Regions from separate parts of the Mus musculus genome. Here region 1 is linked to region 2. The links are chromatin contacts, found by Hi-C or POLR2A ChIA-PET in ENCODE. All regions are on one chromosome and are shown on one strand. Each heading gives the region's core, a stretch centred on a gene start or an enhancer-like site at or near the end of the contact. The rest is flanking DNA. Distances are from core to core; before and after follow the strand shown. Region 1 holds the start of Wdr43 (WD repeat domain 43). Region 2 holds the start of Tgif1 (TGFB-induced factor homeobox 1).

What was found. A loop is a pair of places that touch in the nucleus more often than their neighbours do. ChIA-PET counts read pairs that join two places held with the same protein, here RNA polymerase II (POLR2A).
Region 1: a map of v-Abl transformed pro-B cells shows a loop between it and region 2 (3-fold over the local background). The contact joins the promoter of Wdr43 here to the promoter of Tgif1 in region 2. A Hi-C loop is called at or near these places in 1 of 37 maps with a recorded cell type or tissue (v-Abl transformed pro-B cells). POLR2A ChIA-PET finds 5 or more read pairs at or near these places in 1 of 5 experiments (embryonic stem cell).

The regions. Positions count from the first base shown.
Region 1 is chr17:71,614,310-71,621,060 of GRCm38, reverse strand. Wdr43 (WD repeat domain 43) reads right to left here and starts at 4,846. Exons shown (of 18, transcript NM_175639.1): 1 at 4,576-4,846. The coding sequence starts at 4,800.
Region 2 is chr17:70,847,230-70,853,302 of GRCm38, reverse strand. It overlaps Tgif1 (TGFB-induced factor homeobox 1), which reads left to right and starts at 2,093. Exons shown (of 3, transcript NM_009372.3): 1 at 2,093-2,431. The coding sequence starts at 2,416.

The DNA.
Region 1 (6,751 bases), core at 3,597-6,096, 770 kb before region 2:
TTAGAGTAAAGAGATTTCCAACATGAGCTAAGCAAGAACCACCAAAAGCCCATCGGATCCAGGGCATCAGAAAGCCGAGGCAGCCACACACGTGTGATGTCAAAAAGCCACAAACTGAGGGCAAGGATTTAAAAAGCATAACCGGGCGGCTGGAGAGATGGCTCAGCGGTTAAGACCACTGAGTTCAACTCCCAGCAACCACATGGTGGCTCACAACCATCCCTAATGAGATCTGACGCCCTCTTCTGGAGTGTCTGAAGGCAGCTACAGTGTACTTACATATAATAATAAATAAATCTTTAAAAACATAATCATAACCAGACAAGCAGAGTCTGACTGGTCCTGTCAACAATTACACAACGGCTTTTCAGAATGAGACTGTAGAGAGTTTGCATAACACATGGAGGCCCAAACACACTCAGGGATACAACTAAAACATGAAGGTTTCAAAAACAGATCTGGGCGTGAGACACTCAGCAAACAGAGGCAGGCCAATCTCTGAGGCCCATATCGTCTACAAAGTGAGTTTCAAGGATGCCCAGGGCTGTTCCATAGGGAATCCTGTCTCAAAAAAAAAAAGTTTCACAGGAAAACTTATCCTCACCATTCCATTCTATCTCACGAAACACTATTAATAGCCTGCTAAATCTACTTCATGACCCACTAATGCATCAAACCAGCCTTAAAAACTGACCTTAGACACTGAAAATTATGTTCAATTATTAGTAAGTAGTTTTAAAGTCCATTTTTGACCCATTTTAATGGTATTTACTCTGGCATATGTATTTCATAGATAAGAGTGAAAATACATACATCTCATCAAGTCACAAATATATCAAAACAAATGTTCTTCTACCAATAGAACCTGATCTGTAACCTTTACCTTCTGTCTTAGGGCTTCTATTCCTGCATAAACATCATGACCAAGAGACAAGTGGGGGAGGAAAGGGTTTATTCAGCTTACACTTCCACATTGCTGTTCATCACCAAAGGAAGTCAGGACTGGAACTCAAGCAGGTCAGGAAGCAGGAGCTGATGCAGAGGCCATGGAGGGATGGTCCTTACTGGCTTGCTTCCCCTGGCTTGATCAGCCTGCTCTCTTATAGAACCCAAGACTACCAGCCCAGAGAAGGTACCACCCACAAGAAACCCTACCCCCTTGATCACTAATTGAGAAAATGCCTTACAGCTGGATCTCATGGAGGCATTTCCTCACATGAAATTCTTTTCTCTCTGATAACTCCATCTTGTGTCAAGTTGACACACAAAACCAGCCAGGACACCTTCCTTTGAAATATTAAGTACTTGAGACCTCCAGACTGTCAGGAATACAGCTGAATTGTTGTACTGTATCTCCAGAGAGGGTACTGAGGAGAGCTTAAACTTTTCCTAGCAATTTCACCAGTGTCTCAGTTGTGCTCTAATGCATTCTAATACCTAAAATGCCCATCCTTCAGTTAGGTCCTAGGCTGTGTTTATTCATGTTTCCACAAAGCATGTGGAAGTGAACTATGGTCCCAACATCAGACAGGGTCAGACTTCCAGGTTTTATTACCAGAGGATGAAGAAAAACAAGTTTGAGAGAAAGATAGTGGGTAGCAACAGGATCAATTTCTAGGTGGCTTAAATGTGTGGCTCTAGCCTGCTACTAGCATAACAGGTTCAATACAAACATAAACCAGAGAAGCGCTAAATCGATCATGGCATAAACTTCAAGGTATTATGATCATTCTAGAAACAGGAAAAAGCCTTTTAAACATTTATGAAACACCACTACAACCTATTATTCAAGAAACACAGTATAACTTTACCTTTCTCTACTGGTAGAGTACCAAACATTGTCCTTGTAGCAAATTGCCCATTCCTAAACCAAGGGCAGGACACTCAATATGACTTCATTCCATTCAATACAGCACTGCATGAGCACAGGAGTCCAGACAGAACAATAACCACTATGGACCAAGTCTCACCATAACAATCATTTATGTGTTATTACCTCATTTAATCCTAAGAGCTCTGGAAGCAAGATGTCTACGCTGGGCAGTGGTGGCGCACGCCTTTAATCCCAGCACTTGGGAGGCAGAGGCAGGCGGAGTTTGAGGCCAACCTGGTCTACAAAGTGAGTTCCAGGACAGCCAGCTATACAGAAAACAAACAAACAAACAAACAAACAAACACAAAAAAAAAAAAACAAAACACATATGCCACCAGAGTAAGTACCATTTAAGTGGGAGCCACTGCTTCTAGAAATAGGTCTGAAGGTGAGACAAATAAGGATTTGGGGGAAAAAAAAAGATAGTATGTCTACTAAATCCCATACCAAACCATACCAATGTACTGGGAACGTGGGCTTTATAATAACATCCATTTTATGTGTCACACTTTAAACACTTAAAAATGTAAAACAGGTTTAGTATGATGATCATCTGAATACTTAAAATACCAGGGCACACAATCCAGTGAGCCCCAAAGCGGAGTTTGAGCGGCTGCCACAAACTCTAAGCCACACACTACCTGGACCTGTAAGCCCACCCCAGCACCAAGCAGACCAGTTAAGTCTACCGCTGAACTGGAAAAATGCTGCTTCCGTGAGTCACATGCTCAGGATGGGAACTGACAGCTCTGCAGCCATCCATGATGAAGTGCAAGGGTAGGAGTTCACCGTGTAAGGGGCTAGGCTGGGATCCTAGTGCTACCGCTTGTTAGTGACCAACCATGCCGTTTAGCTTCCTGAGCCCTGACTGCTTTTCTAGCTCTGATTTTGTGGTACTATTGATTCAATCCAGGGTCTTTCATATGCTAGGCAAGTTTTCTATCTTTGAGCTACATCCCAGCCTAAGTCTGTTTACTAATTCCCAGACATTTAGTAGTTGCATAGCAGAAATGGCAACATATAGATAAAAAGAAAGTGAAACTTACTGGCACTTGAAAGCAGGGCTTGCTGGGGACTGCACCGGCACTCTGGGGATGCTAACCACTGGGCACATCCAATCCAGCACACCACTTGGGAACCAGGACTCGGGTCATCTTGTCACATAAAGTTGCTTTAATTTGAGGAGCTTTGTTGAAAAGTTAAAGTTGGGCTCCTTTAAAAATGGTTGTATCCCTACTGTATCACAGTGGATGAAAATCTCCAAACCGCTATTTTTGAAATTTGGATTTTGTTCTGGGACATAGAAGATTGGAAATGAGTATCTAATACTATCTGTTGAGGACAACCAAGAACTTCAAAGACACGAGTTCCGAGTCTAGTTCCTGTTGGCCTTTATTGAAATTGCTTGCTTTGACATACCTTGTGGACTAAGGACAAAAATACAAGATACTAATACCACTAGTAATTAGCACTTCACTTAAGGCGCTATACACTATTCTAAGTGATTATCCTCATGTTATAAGTAGGGAACAAAAAACACAATTATTACAGAGGCTGGACTCCTACTTTTACAGCCTGGCTACAAGCACTTAGCTAACTGCTCTCTCTGTATTTCTGAGTGTTAGTAAGTACTCTCACCACTTTACAGGACTGTTAAGTTAAAAAGAAAACTGTATAAAGTTAAAAAAAAAAGTGCAGCAGCTCTAATGCTGACAATTACATAACTTTCACAAATCTGATTATGTTTGACTTATAGGGCCTCATATCTGCTCTTTGTCACCAAGAAAAGCTGGAATCCGGTAAGTAGCTAACCACTGTCACACAGAGTATAGCAACTTAGATAAAATAAATTTATGTGAAAGTTTACTCTTGGGATGGGAAGGAGTAAGCTATCCCAACAACTTTAACATCAGTGACAGCAAAACGTCACATATTTTAGGATACCTTTTACACCGGTTCCAGATTTTTGCCTGCCGACTGCCTAACCACGTGCGTGCCGAGATCTAACCGGGTGAGTCAACAGTGAGCAGCATTTACCTGACAGCGAAAAGGATTCCCTAACTAAGCAGTTTCCCAACTACGAGAGAAAAAAAAAAAATCACCAGGACCTACATCATATGCCCTACTCTATTTCACTGTACCTCCGCTGAGAAAGAAGGGAACTTAGAAATGGAAAAGAGTTTGTGGGACGACGAATCCCACAACCTAGAGGCAGAAGGGAACACGTGTTGAACACGCATCCGAGCCGAGGGAAGGGGCTCCCGGAAGGAACTTAACCTAGACGTGCGCATTCCAAGTGCCCAAAGCAAAACCAATACCGGGGTCCGGGATGCGGAAGCGCGAGACGGTCCTAAAGTGCGCACCGGGTAGCTCTGATGGGGACCCAGGCCTGGGAAGTCTGAGGCCGCCCCCCGGGGGAGCAGAGGCTTCGATGAACATGGCGGCCCAGAAGCAGCCGGGGTGCAGACCTCGTGGAGACCGCGGGATCGGGCCGCACCCTCCCGCAGCCCCCCTCGGGCCAGGCCGCACTTTGCAGCCGCGGCGCCGGCCCAAGCGCGCCGCCGGCCCGGCTCCGCGCCTCCTCTCTCCCGGGACGCCCCGGGCCACGCGCGCCAGGGGTGCCACGCGCCTCGCCGCCCGGCCCGGGATGCCGCAGCCCGGCAGGAGGTCCCCGTCCCCGTCGCCGTCCCCGCTCATCCTACCTTGGCCTGCAGCCGTGCTGGCGCCCAGGCCAGGCAGGTGCAGGTACCGCTGAGGTGCGCGGAAGGCACGTACTCCTGGTGCAGCCGGTTGTTGGCGGTCTCCCATACTCGCAGCTGACCGTCACTAGAGGCTAAAGCGAAGTAGGCTTGACTGTCCGGCGAGAAGGCGCAGGGGACCCCCGCCGGGGCCAAGGGGTCGTAGCTACCGCCGCCTCCGGCCGCCATTGCTGCTCTGGCTCCGCGGCAGCCACGTGTTCGCCCGGGCGCAGGCGCACCGGCGCGGGGTGGGGCCTGCAGGGAGGAAGTGGGGCGGAGGGAACGCTGAGAGCCCAAGAAGTGGCTGGTCGTGACGCAGGCCAGCGTTTAGCCGGGCCCACCCTGTGGACGGTGGCTCAGTGGGGTCCTTCTTAACTTGTCCTGCGAAGGAAGCGCGAGGGGAAGTGATTTGCATACTACCGAGCCAGATCCTTCTTTTAAAACTACGTCCTATGAAACAACTAGACGAAATGTTTAAAAGAAATATTTACTTACATCTCCGAGATTGTAACAGCTGTTTCCATGTTTCTTTAGTCTCTTCGAGGACGTGGCCATGTACGTACAATAATTATCCAATCATAGTTCTATCAAAGTTAGAGTTGGGGCTTGAAGAAACAAGATGCCTCTTTTATCTGTGTTAACACACAGAGATACTATTGGACAAGAGAGGAGGTCAAGTTGGGTGTAAATAAAGAATCCGGGCGGTGGTGCCTCACGCCTTTAATCCCAGCACTTGGGAGGCAGAGGCAGGCGGATTTTTGAGTTCGAGGCCAGCCTGGTCTACAGAGTGAGTTCCAGGACAGCCAGGGCTATACAGAGAAACCCTGTCTCAAAAAACAAAAAACAACACACACACACACACACACACACACACAAAAGAAAAAAAAAAAAAAAGAAAAGAGAAACCAAACATATATTCCCATCTGGATGTGTGCCTTTTAATCCCAGCACTCTATCTGAGGCAGACGCAGGCACGGTCTAGAAACTGAATTCTATAACATCGAGGACTATAGGGAAACTGTCTCCAAAAGATAAATGATAGATAGATAGAAGAAATTTTTTCCTTATTTTATTGGTTCTTTTTTTTTAATTATTGGTTATTTTGTTTATTTAAATTTCAAATGTTACCCCCCCCCCGGGTTTCCTCTCCTAGAACCCCCATCCTACCCACCTCCCCCAGGCTGCTTCCTCACCCACATGCACACTCCCGCCCCACCACTCTAGCATTCCCCTACGCCGGGGCATCATGTCTTCACAGGACCAAGGGCCTCCACTCCCTTTGACGACAAACAAGGCCATCCTCTGCTACATATGCAGCTGGAGCCATGGGTCCCTCCTGTGTACTCTTTGGTTGATGGTTTAGTCTCTGGGAGCTCTGATGGTACTGGTTGGTTGATGTTGTTCTTCCAATGGGGCTGCAAGAGCCTCTCAGGAGACATCCATATCAGGCTCCTATCAGCAAGCACTTCCTGGCATCAGCAATAGTATTTAGGTTTGGTGGCTGTATATGGGATGGATCTCCAGGTGGGGCAGTCTCTGGAAGGCCTTTCCTTTAGTCTCTGCTCCACTCTTTGTCCATGTATTTCCTTTAAACAGGAGCAATTCTGGGTTAAAATTTTGAGAAGGGTTAATGGCCCCATCTCTCAACCAGGGACCGTGCCTAACCTCTGGATACAGGTTCTCTCTCCCCTTTGTTGGGTAATTCAGCTAAAGTCATCCCCCTTGGGTCCTGTAAACCTCTTGCTTTCCTAGCGTCTGGGACTTTCTGTTAGCTACCCATCCCCGTTGCTACATGCCTATGTTCAATTTCCTTACCCTCTATAGATCTCCCCTGCTCCTCCCACACCTGTTCCTGCACCCCCCCTCTTTTCCTCTTCCCCTCCTACATTCCTCCCAAGTCTCACTCACCCTCTACCTCCCATGATTATTTTGTTCCCCCTTCTAAGTAGGACTGAAGCATCCACACTTTGGTCTTCGTTCTTCTTGACCTTCATATGGTCTGTAAGTCATATCATGGGTATTCTGGGCTTTTTTCCTAATATCCACTTATCAATGAGTATATACCATGTGTGTTCTTTTGTGACTGTGTTACCTCACTCAGGGTGATATTTTCTAGTTCCAATCATTTGCCTGTGAATTT
Region 2 (6,073 bases), core at 844-3,343:
TAGCCAGGCTGACTTGGGAGAAAAGAAAAGCTACCTTTGTGTACATAATGAGAGCCACCGCGTGGCCGCGGGTAACCGCCGGGAAAGAACGCTCTGGCCTCGAGCCGCCGTGGGTTGGGCTTAGCGGACCCGAGGCGGGTTCCGTGGGGTGGACCCTGAAGCCGCTGTCCAAGTTAGCAAACAAAATGACAAGGCAGTCACCGCCGGGTCCGGACCCGGCTCCTGCCACTCACTCGGTCCAGCTCCTCCTCCCCGAGTCTGTTCTCCCTCCTCTCCCGAGTCCCCGGCGGATGTGAGCCACCAATCCCAGCCACAAACACCAAAAACCCAGAGCGAGGCGGCCCTCAACCGGCGGCTGGGCCCTCCGTGGCCCCCTCCCGCACCACATGAGTCCCGCACCGGGGCGCAGCAGCTGAGTCATCCCCTGCCGGGTCCCGGAAAGCGCTGCGCCAGGGCGGTTTGCAGAGGGGGCTTGCCAGCCGTTGGGTTCTCCCTGGACACTGTCGTGCAACCGCCTCCTGCGCTGATGCCCGCGTGTGCTCACTTAGGGAGCACTCTGCAAACCACAGGATTTAGGGAAGGGGGAGGGTCATTTTAAGGTTCCTGCCTGCTTACTGTGACTCTTCCTCCAGTTGGTTCATTTTGGAAAAACCACCCAAGCTTCTTTTTTGACTCGGGGTTTTAACGCGCTCCTCGGAGGGGGCGCGGCGGAGGCTTGCTTTAATTTCCAACATAATCATAAACAGGTTCCAAAGTCTAGCGGGTCATCCTGTGGCCGCCTTACTGTGGCTCGGCTTTAACCTTGTTTTTACGGGTCTGTCTCCTCCTGCCGGATCTCCACCGAGGTCACAAAACCAGAACAGCCACAAAGCCGAAACTGGAGACAGACACCGGCGGTGACGTCGCTGCTCAGCTTATTTACGTTTGGGGTTTTTCCCCCCCTCTATGGGGAAAGTCTTCTGTGACATGTGACAGTTGCTTTTCTTTGCTTTTTTTTTTTTTTTTTTTTTTTTTTTTTTTAAACAACCGGGCATAGGTGAAAACTAGACCCAGAAGTGCGGGCGTGCGCGTCTCGAAGTCAGCCATAACAGCATCTGGCTTGTATTTGGGGAGGGGACGATTCTCGATTCTTCGTTCAACTCTTTGGAGCTCCCCTCTCAAGCAAAATAAACCAATAGGAATGAGTGTTTATTTAATGGCTAGTTTCTGTTTGAAATACTGAAGGGTGTCCTCTGGTGGGATATTAGCACACAAAGTAGACACTGTTTACTGAAACAGATGAGCAGTCCCGGCGTAGTCCCCCATCTTTTTAAAAAGGCGCGTGGGGGTGGGGGAGTCGCAGTGGGGCACACGCGCGCTCTGGCCGTCCCCCTAGCCCAGACGTTTAAAGAGCATGTGAGCATGACAAGTGTCTATTCGCAACGTGTTAGATTTCGAAACTGCCTTGCAATCCAATCCGGAACTCAGAGCTTTAGCCCGGGGGAATAGACATTTGCCCACGGTGACTATGTCTGCCTCCCCCCACCCCCACTGTCGCTGTTGGCAGAAGAGTCCACGAGGAGGAGGGTGCGCTGTGCCGCGCCCGCGTGTCAATGGCAGCTGCGCCTTCTGGAAGAAGTTGATTCTTGTCTGGAATACTTTTCCTTCGGTGCCCCACCCCTTGAATCAGAAGCTGCTGCCTCCGGCGGCTGGAGCAGAGACAGTGAAGTTTGGGGCAGCTGTCAAAAACAAGGATGGGGGTGTCTTTTCTTCTCTGGGGTGGACAGAGGAGATGTCCTTAAACCTCTCTCCATCCTTTACAAACTAAATGCACTCTTCGCTAGCCCGGGGAGGAAAGGCCCCAAAAGAGAAACCAGTGTGGCCGCTGAGAGCTGAGGGATGGAGATGGTGCTCTCGCCACGGGCAGGCAGGCATGACCCTGCTTCTGGGTTCCGCCAGCGCGTAGAGGGACGGGTGATCTCGGCCCCCAGGCCCAGGGTTGTGGAGCTGGAAGGTGCGGGGGAGGGGCAGAGGAGCGCGGCGGGGCGGGCGGGGGACGGGGCGGGCGGTTGGGGGCGGAGGCAGGACCTCCTGTACCTTCCCTCTGCTCTCTCACTCTGACAGCGCCGAGGTGCGCCGAGTGGAGCGGGAAACAAAGGAGCTGAGTAGGGAGGGAGGGAATTGGGCCAGGGAGAACCCCCGGCTGGCTGCCAGAAGATCCCGACTGGAGGAAGCCCAAGTGTCACTTGAATTCCAACCCAGAAGCCAGCGCCTGAGACCGGAGCACCTTGTTTAGCAATAGTGGTTGGAACACTCTCTTGTAAGTTACCGGAGCACTAGTATAGGAGGAGGATCATCGACTACCCTCCCGCCACTCCACGGCTGCTGGCTCCTAGAAACCCCAGCTTCACCTCTCACTGGGACTCGAGTTCCAGAATGAAAAGCAAGAAGGGTAAGGTGGCGGCGGGCTGTGAGCGCCCGGGGCACCAGTGCGGGACATGTGCGGGCCGCGCCGGATCGGGAGAACACTGACTTGATGGGACTTTTCGGACCAGTGGCTCCCCGGCTGGATTGGTGGCTGTTCTCTTTGTTGAGGCTGTGTCTCTGATGGCAGTTGGTGTTCTTTTCCTTCTAGACACAACCCGAGGGGCTGTTGTGGGGAGGCTGAGCCGCGCCACGCTGTTGGCACGTTGTCAAGAACCACGCTCAGCGCCTTGTTTGTACGCCTCCAAGTTTCATTGTCTTCCTGACACCCCATGCTCGGCCCAGGCGCCGCGTGGTTTCTAGTGCCGTTTCTGGGGCAGGGCTTTGCGGTTGATGTTCTAGGAGACCCTGGCACCTCGCTTTTCCCTGTGGGGGGTCCTTGGCGAATTCCAGTCGCCTTACCTTTTGTCTAAAAGTTTGTAGTTCCGGGTGTTCTCTCACTCCTCGCCGGATCCTGGCAATGTTTTTTTTTTTTTTTTTTTTAAAGAGATGTGTTTTTCACTATCAAAGGAATGTGATCCGGGACCCCCACACATATCGCCCTAGGGCGAGCATAGCTTTGGAAAGATGGACTTTAAAATTTTTACTAGTTTCTGAAAGTTTTCCCACGATGAATTTAGGACCGCGTGTGCTGTTAGAACACAAGTACCATGCAGTCGAAAACTGTCCAAGTGTGACAAGCAGGCTTGGTTGTAAGTGCAAAAAGCGAGGCTGTCATTGTTTCCACCAAAGCTTTACAACTAAAACTTGCCGTCAGTCTGGTTTAAAAACAAAACACACTGGGGAGGAAGGGGGGAAAAAAAAAACCCAAAAGGTCAAAGACTGTGAAGTCCCTTTTGAAGCTAACTTTGGAGTCCCTGACTGGGAGGTCCCTCGAGTGTTCCAGTCGTGGACTGGAGTTGGCTTTTTTTGTTGTGATTTATGTGGAGTGGTTCAAAACAGAAGTTAATCGCTTGGAGAAGCGGGCGGGGGGAAGGGGGCGCTGGTGCGCATGCCCGGGAGCTTCCTCGAGTTTGTTACTCCACATTCTTTCAGACCTAGACCGCGACTGCAGTTCCAACGGAACACGGTTATAGCAGCTGCCGCCAAACACGCTTCCTCACGGGGTTTCTCCGCGCTTCCTACCTTAGAGAGTTGGGTGGATGTTATTCTGTGAGAGACCCCGAAACATACGGAACTCATGAAGACCCCGGGTACTTGGTTAAGTAGGCCTCCTTGCTCCTTTCCACCCTGGGACAGTCAGAGTGTGGGCGCTCTGAGTTGGGGGACAGTTTAACTGAGCTCTGGGGAAAACTTAGGGATCTTCTCAAGACCTCTGTCACCCCTTGACGTGGCTGACAGATCTAGACCCCCGTGGGAGGCATTCCGCTCCAATAGCACCTCAATGAGGGTAGTTTGGTTTTGTGTGGCTCCGGGGTGCGGGAATGCAAAACTGGGTTTCCGTGGGTGGGGAGGAAGGCTGACGACTAGCTTCCCATTCAGGCTCCACCCTCTTGGGTGTCCCCTTCCCCAGATGCGAGGTCCCCAGCCCAAAGAGCGTGGGTTCCCCAAGTCAATCCCCCCGACTCATGGAAACGATGAACGGTGACGTGTTGGAGAGGAAACTTTGCTGAGACCGATTTCGAGTTTCTCATTGGGAGAGCTGAGACTGCTAAGGTTGTCCTGGCTCCTTTTCCCTTTTTTAGGCTTCCTCGGCACTGGGTCTGGGAAGGGGGCAGACCCTTGAGGATATGAACCGCACCGCCCCATTTCTTTACTTCCTTAGGGACCAGGGGCCAGCTCCGTTGCTAACTTGTACAGTTAGCAGGCGGGCTTCAGTTGGGGCTGAAGAACAAAAGCTGCTTGCTCTCTCCTCTTGCCCCTCCCTCGGCTGCAAGCCTCCACAGCCCTGCCTCCCACTGTCTGAAATTACCTGGGAGGGGAGGGTGAGCTTCCCTGCCTGTCCTTGGGCCTGGACTGCTTAAACCTGTCCCGCCTATTGTCTGTTTTAGGAAAGTGAGCATCTTTCAACAAAGACTGGTATATGGTAATAGAGTGCCCTCTGTAGAAAGCCGAGACCGCCCGAAAAGAAAGAGCTCCAAAAATGGCTTCAAAGCAGGCTGGAAGAGGGCTCGCTCAACTAGGAAAATCACCAAGTGTCCTCTCGGGGTCTCCAAGCCTGTTGAATCTGTTTAGGGCTGAACTGGCTGGGTCACTTCCAGCCAGCTGTGGATTTAGTGCCTTGGATGTAAAGTTCCATCCGAGTTACTTGTCCATAGGGAAGAGACTAATTAGGTTTGGTTTTCCCTTGATCTTTTTCCCCCATATTCTTTTTCTAGTCTCCAAGATATCCAAGTGCTTCCCCACCCCCCACCCTCCCAACTTCCATGTTTCATGACTTCAGAAAAAGAAAGTGAAGAAGCAAGATTTGCTTCCTAGAGCCGTGGGTTCCACGGGCCATCTTGTGGCTTTCGGAACAACATTTCCTTGTATGTGGATGGAGTAAGAGGATTCCGAATCTGTCCCACACCCACCTCTCCCTCCCCAACCGCATTTTTTTTTTTCAAAGTGTAAGCAAAGCGAGATGATTGGAAACAAGTCCTAACTGGGAAACTTTTCAAAAGCTCTGTTACAGTAGGAAATGAGTAACGAGGAAAAAAGTCTTTGTTTTTCCAAGTCGAGCCATAATCGGGAGGGAGTTTTAATGAAAATAGCCTTGACAGTAGCAAACGTGATCTCGCAGCACTAAACGGATCAGCTGGTGTGCCCAAGGCACCAAGTCTTAAAACTTCCCCGCTTCCTTCATCCTTTGTGCATGCTTTGGAAATACTTGTAAAGAGGTCTAGGGGTCTGGCTTTCTTTTTTTTTTCTTTCTCAAATGAACAGAGTCGGCAGTTTGGTGTTGCTTAACAGAAACCTGCTTTGTGTCCCTAACCTATTCTGAAAGACCGCGCTTCTTGTCAAACTCCAAGCAGGCGGATCAAAGGGCAGGCTTTAGGGGGTTTTTGTTTCAAGCACTTTGTTATTGCCAATTTACAGTTGGGAATTAACTGTTCAATGAGCAAATTTTCACACTTTTCCCCTCCTAGATTTAAGAAGAGGGGGAAGGAAATAAGTAGTGTTGAAGAATGTCTGGCTTTTCTGAAGTTGGGGGAGTTGAAGCAAATTGCTTTATTCAAATGTACTTAGTTACCCAATTAACCTGGCATGTTTAAAAGTTAGTTTTCCTTGGTTACCAAAGCAAATGTGAAACTCATTTGTAATCAAAGGAGGGTTTTTGGGTTTTTTGGTTTTTTTTTTTTTTTGTAATTAATAGTTTTTCACTCATTTCAATATGGGTGTTTTGTTTTGTTTTTTATTTAAAGTTTCTCAGATTCTGAACAATGAAAGCTCTTTCAGGTTTAAAATTGCCCTTTCTTTAGACTTTCTTTTCTTGAAACAGATTGATTTCATCTTCAGGAAGGAATCCTTCAATTGCATGGCAGTTAAAAATGGAGGTGTTTGTGGTTTATTTGTGGCAGTTTGTTGAGCCTTAAGCTACAGTGAATTTGCAAAATCATCCGCGTCTTTTGTTAGAACCTGCTTTTACTTTGTCTTTGCGGGCTTTGAGTGTTTCCTGTAGGAACTCCTT